Linked DNA regions of Homo sapiens: region 1 is linked to region 2. Evidence: chromatin loops called from intact Hi-C (ENCODE). Cell type or tissue: CD14-positive monocyte. All regions are shown on one strand. Links, peaks and the distances in the headings refer to the core of each region. The heading gives the core; the rest is flanking DNA.

The links. Peaks named below come from ENCODE experiments on the same cell type or tissue, not always from the same donor. Only the 100,000 strongest peaks of a DNase experiment are listed, where the experiment ranks them.
Region 1: a loop joins it to region 2, with 2.8 times the contacts of the local background. A loop is called at or near these places in 2 of 110 quality-filtered maps.

Annotation. Positions count from the first base shown.
Region 1 is chr6:111,917,276-111,920,186 of GRCh38, forward strand. No RefSeq gene overlaps it. Among named protein-coding and RNA genes, the nearest start is that of LINC02527, 9.3 kb to the left of the region's middle. In CD14-positive monocyte, for the core only: no CTCF peak of the experiment used is centred there; a DNase peak (open chromatin) is centred at 1,656; H3K4me3 peaks cover 542 bases; H3K27ac peaks cover 816 bases.
Region 2 is chr6:111,991,463-111,994,373 of GRCh38, forward strand. No RefSeq gene overlaps it. Among named protein-coding and RNA genes, the nearest start is that of CCN6, 61 kb to the right of the region's middle. RefSeq lists an enhancer at 1,526-1,675. In CD14-positive monocyte, for the core only: no CTCF peak of the experiment used is centred there; a DNase peak (open chromatin) is centred at 1,659; H3K27ac peaks cover 1,483 bases.

The sequences.
Region 1 (2,911 bases), core at 236-2,735, 74 kb before region 2:
TAACTCCGTTCTTAGCCTGTTGACTTAAAGGTAGGAGGAGCCCAAAGTGTGCAAGTGACAATCTTAACTTCCAGTTTAATGGAATTGTGTTGTGTCTCCTGGTGGCAGCGTTCCTCCCTCTGGGACTAAGATCTCAGAATGTAATGTCATGGGAACAGGAAGCAAAAATTTTGCTAGTGGGTCACTAAGGGTGATGGTTAGTGGTGCCACTTCCACTTTCCACCCCTTGATTCCTGGACCTGTGAATCCTGGCTGTGGGAGAAGCAGTACCATATATTGGATGCTGATTCAGAGCATACATGGCCTTCTGGAGAACTTTGCCCCAGCCCTGCAAAGTATTGTCACCTAGTTAGCATTGTAATTGTGACTTCAAAAGGCCATTCCACTGTTCTGTCAATCCAGCTGCTTCAGAATGATGGGGGACATGGTAAGACCAGTAAATTCCAAGAACGTGAGTTCACTGCCACACTTCTTTTGCTGTAAAATGAGTGTCTTGGTCAGAGGCAATGCTATGTGGAATATCATGACCGTGGATAAGGCATTCCATGAGTCCACAGATGGTAGTCTTGGCGATATTTTCTAATCCATACATTTACATACATAATTACTAAAATTTAAAAATCTTTGTCCTTGTACCCCCTAAAATTCATGCTTTTGGAATTATCAAGTTCAATCCCACATTTTAAAGACAAGAAAACCGATATTTATGACCACCCAGAAGCTGTGGGACTGGAACACTGGTCTTTGTTCCTACACCACTGCCCTCTCCTCATATTGAGGAATTCTTGTGTCCTTTAATACTAACCCAGCTGGCCATACCTCATAATGAATCACAGTATGATTTATTGGTAAAGTGGTTGGCATCTTTACTATAGGTAATTTACATGGTGGAGATGAATTGCAATCCTCAAATTTACATGTGCAAGACCTATGGAATTTTGTTAATCAAATGAAATTTCCACCCTTGGTTTGTTGTTGTTGTTATTGGCCTGCCTTTCTCTCTCTCTCTTTTCCTTCCTTCCTTCCTTCCTCTTTCTTTTTTCCTTCCTTCCTTCCTTTCTTTCTTTCTTTCTTTCTTTCTTTCTTTCTTTCTTTCTTTCTTTCTTTCTTTCTTTCTTTCTTTCTCTTTCTTTCTTTCTTTCTTTCTTTCTTTCTTTCTTTCTTTTTCCTTCTTTCTCTCTCTCTTTCTTTTTTTTGACAGGGTCTCACTCTGTTGCCCAGGTTGGAGTGCAATGGCACAATCATGGCTCACTGCAACCTCTGCCTCTCAGGTTCAAGCGATTTTTGTGCCTCAGCCACCCGAGTAGCTGGGATTACAGGCATGCACCACCGTGCTTGGCTAATTTTTGTATTTTTAGTAGAGACTGGCTTTTGTCATATTGTTATCCTGTTGGCAGCGTTCCTCCCTCTGGGACTAAGATCTCTAGCCCAGCAGAATGTAATGTCACCAGAGATGGCTAGGCTGGTCTCGAACTCCTGACTTCAAGTGATCCACCTGCCTTGGCATCCCAAAGTGCTGGGATTACAGGCATGAGCCACCATGCTCAGCCTAAAATTTCTACCCTTAAGCTTGCATCCCACCAGCTTGGCAGGAAATCTAACTGTAGTCATACTTAGAGCTTCCCCCGTCCTCAACCCCAGATGTGTGAGTCCAGGAGTCCCAGGCAGAAAAGGCTGTTAGTCACAGCCCACAGTGGTTACAGCCTCTGCCAGCCCATTGGTTCTTTCTCTCCTGTGCTCTGCCGCTTCTGGGCTGTCCGGGGATCTGGGACTCTGGTCGAGTGGGAAGGCCTCTGCCTGAGCTATAATCACACTCCAGCTCCCAGGAGTCATTCCTTTGGAGAGTTGTCCCTGTTTGGCACAGGCTGCGTGCATCTGCTTGTACATTTTTCATGGGTGTGGGCTCTACAAAAGACAGAATCTTGGACACCAGGGTGCTTCTGCTTTTTGCAAAGCGTTGATTCCCAGGGCAAGAAGTCATAAAACCTGGCTCCCTGCTTAAAATGAGGGAAAGGGAGAATATAGACGCTGTGGTCTAAGTGTCCTTCAATATTCATGTGTTGAAACTTAATCCTCATTGTGGTGGTAGTAAGTGTTGGGGACTTTTGGGAAGTGATTTACTTGGGAGGGCTCTGCCCTTTTTGCACTCTTCTGCTCTTCCACCATGTAAGGACACAGTGTTGGCCCTCTCTGGAGGACACAGCAACGAGGTGCCATCTTTGAAGCAGAGAGCAGACCTTTTCAGACATCGCATCTGCTGAAGCCTTGATCTTGGACTTCCCAGCCACCAGGACTGTGGGAAAATACTTTTCTGTTCATTGTAAGTTACCCTGTCTAAGGTATTTCATCATAGCAGCATAAACAGGCTAAGACAATAGGGAAAAAAGATAGTTTAGTAAGTTGCCCTTGCACTCACAAAATAATTTAACTTTAAAAAATACATAATAATTTAAAATGGTAAACTTTGCAGAAATGGTCCTCAGTGATGTCACAAGTGGCTGTGAGCATGTTCTGTGAACTGTTCTTACACAAAACAAGCCTGCCTTTGACACCTTTCTTCCCCCAAACCAGCTGGTAACACAACCCTCGGTGAAAAAGTATTGCACTTTTTAAGGGGTAAATTCTTCAGGTATAAGATCAGTGTTTCATGCGTAGAACTTGCTTAGCCATGACTGAAATCCTATATTTAGCAATTTCCTTTTTAATTGTTGTGCCCACCTCCTTCCCACTGGGTTTAAGGCTAGTACAGACACTTGGGCACCTTGTGCCTGGCCCCATTGGTGTCCCCTGTGAGGGCTGGTGAGGGCCGATGGGCACCCTGGCCTGGCTGGGTTCTCTTTGCTGATTGATAGCTGGCTGTGTGGAAGATGACCTGAGTTCACAGAAGCTGGCCTAGCCCCTGCTCAGGTGT
Region 2 (2,911 bases), core at 130-2,629:
GTATGGTCTGGTGGCAGCAGGATGGGTAGGAGAACCAAAGCTGCTTGCAAACATCATGCAGTTTATACAGCATTTTCACTAACACCCTCCCCTTAATGACCTCCACCTCGCAATGTCCATTAAGGCTCCGGGCCTCAATCCTCTGTATGGCCCGTGTCCCACGGGATGGGCTGGGAGCTCAGATGTTACTCATAGACAAGGAATAAATCTCTGGATTGGCCACTCCTGGATTCCATAGCTGGGAGCACACATTCAGATGCATCTGTCATACAAGGTCATTCAGACTACAGGGACCTCCCCCGACCCTAGGTAACAGAGCTGAAGAGTGGCTGAACTAGAATTCAGTCCCGAGTCTTTCCAACTTGGAACTGACACAGTCATCTGAAGGCTACAAATAACGTTGAAGAGAAGATCATAAAGCTGGAGAATCCTGGCCATCTCTTAGTCCACACCTCACCCTTTCAGACGTGGCAGGGAGACCCTGAGAAGCTTAGTGTCTTGCCAAAGGCTATAGAGGTAAGATGGGACCGGGACCCTGCCTCCCAGGACAGCGACCTTTACAGTACACTAGTGGTTTTGTATGTCTGGGGCCACAGAAGCCCTTTTTCCAAAAAAGCTTGTGTACAACGGCTAAGCTCAGGTTGCTCTGCTTGAATCATGGGAGGAAGCCCCAGAGCCTGCTTCTGTCTTGTTTTCTACTTTTCTCTCTCCCAAGGCATTTCTGGGGAGCACGGTTTGAAAAACATCCTTTTTAATACTGTCTTTGAATGATTTTTTTGGTATGAAAATAAATTTTTAAAGTGAAATAAAAAAAAAAAAGAAAAACACTTGTCTATAGCACAGCTATCTCTGTGTGTGGGGTCCATCATTCTTTCTAGTTGCTTTGAGCAAACACAAAACCTCTAACTTCTTTTTTTAAAATGGAAGACTTGGGGGCCACCCTTTGTGCTGTGGTTTCTTTGGCCTTATCCCATTGTCCAGGGGAGGCATTGGTGATGGAGCTTGTTCATTTTTCTTGTGCTCATTGGATATGCGATCACAGAAGATGTATCTAGGACTCTGGAAGTCATAGAAACTCACTATTATTAGTCTGAGAAAAAAAATGGGGAAAGTATAGGGAAGAAAAAAATAATCCAAACATTGTTGGCTGGGTGTGGTGGCTCATGCCTGTGATCCTAGCACTTTGGAAGGCAGGAGGATCATTTGAAGCCAGGAGTTTGAGACCAGCATGGGCAATATAGTGAGACTCTGTCTCTACAAAAAGTTAAAACGAAATTGGCTGGGTGTGTTGGTGTGCACCTGTAGTCCCAGCTTCTCAGCAGACTGAGGTAGGAAGATCCCTTGAGGCCAGGAGTTTGAGGCTGGAGTGAGCTATGGTCACACCACTGCACTCCAGCCTAGGCGAGAGAGTGAGACCTTGTCTCTAAAACAACAGCATGAGCAACAATAACAACAACAACAATGAAGTTCATCTCCAATTTCTTATCCTGTCCTTCTCCAGCTGCCTCCCACCTGGGGTAGCCTCAGTGGAGAAGCACAGCTGCTAAACTAACAAGCGCAGTAAAGCTTCCTGGGCCGGATGCGCCATGAGAAGATGGGTAAAAACATTAGGAGCCATGCACCCATAAAGGAAACCAAACAGGAAATTTGATGTGAATCATCAGAAAGCACCCTGTATGGAGAGAAGGCTGTGGGGCTTAGTCAAAGACAAAGCACATGTTGTGTTGTTTAGGGATAGTGGATGGGAGAAATCATATTAGCTGAATCTATAATAAGATAGAAACATAGAGTGTCCAGATTCTTGTAAAGCAGATGGTAAATGAATTCTGCTCCTGGAGAAGGACAGTTTAAGGAATTGGAGATGAATTTCAGCTTTAGGTACTATAAGAAAAGGCCATATTGATTCACAAGACAGTGAAGCCAGGTGTTCTGTTTCCAAGGGGCTGTGAAAGCCTTTGGCAGACTGTGTAGCTTCGGTTCATTTTCTGTCCATTTATCCACTTATTTCTGTGGCACCTGCCACGTGGGGGCTGAGAGGCAGTTAGCATTATTACACCTGCTGGCAGGCAAGAATAATTGGAGTTGCACAAAGATAAGCAGGGTTCTGTTCAGTTAAGAGCATCGTCTGAAGTGAGTGAGGCTGTCTGCACACTGGGGTGCTTTGTGGGGGTCCTAAGAGTGGTCTCTCTGAGACAGATGGTCTCGTAGTCCCAAGTCACTACTCTAATTGGTTTCTCCCGCGTATGTAGGAGGTAACAGGGGAAGGTGGGAGCAGGTCATTAAGAACCTGTCACACTGACTGCAAAGTTAGAGAGGCTGAACACTGAGGAGAGACTGGGGCTTGTTTTCTCCCAAAGGACACTTTGGAGGCAACACTCACTGCCTCTTGCTCACACCAGCTACCACTCTGATCCTCAGAAATCACAACTTTTTGCAAGCCCATTGATACAAGCTTGTGATGCCAATACAGGTTGTCAAGGTGGTTTTGAAGATGTTCAAGTCATATCCCATGAGGACATTAACACGAGGTTTCAGTCTTAAGCAGAAGTTAGAGGAGAGAAAGATCTAAGTGTGGTGAAAAGAGTATTGGACATTGGAGAGGTGGTGTTAAGGGTCCCTCTTGATACTGGGCATAGGAGTTATCTTTTTATCTCTTTCCTTTCCTGTAATATAAAGGCTCTGGTCCAGAAGATCTCCGAGGCCATTCCCATCAATACTGGTGGCAGGAAACTGTCTCCTCACTGCTCCCTTACACCCATTCTCTCCCCTCTTAAGCCACCTTATGTAGAGATAAATCTAACATTAGTTGAGTGTCTACTATTGCACTATTCAATATAATTTACAGATACAAACTCATTTAATCCTCATACAATCCTATGAGATAGATACTACTATTTCTATCTTGGGGATG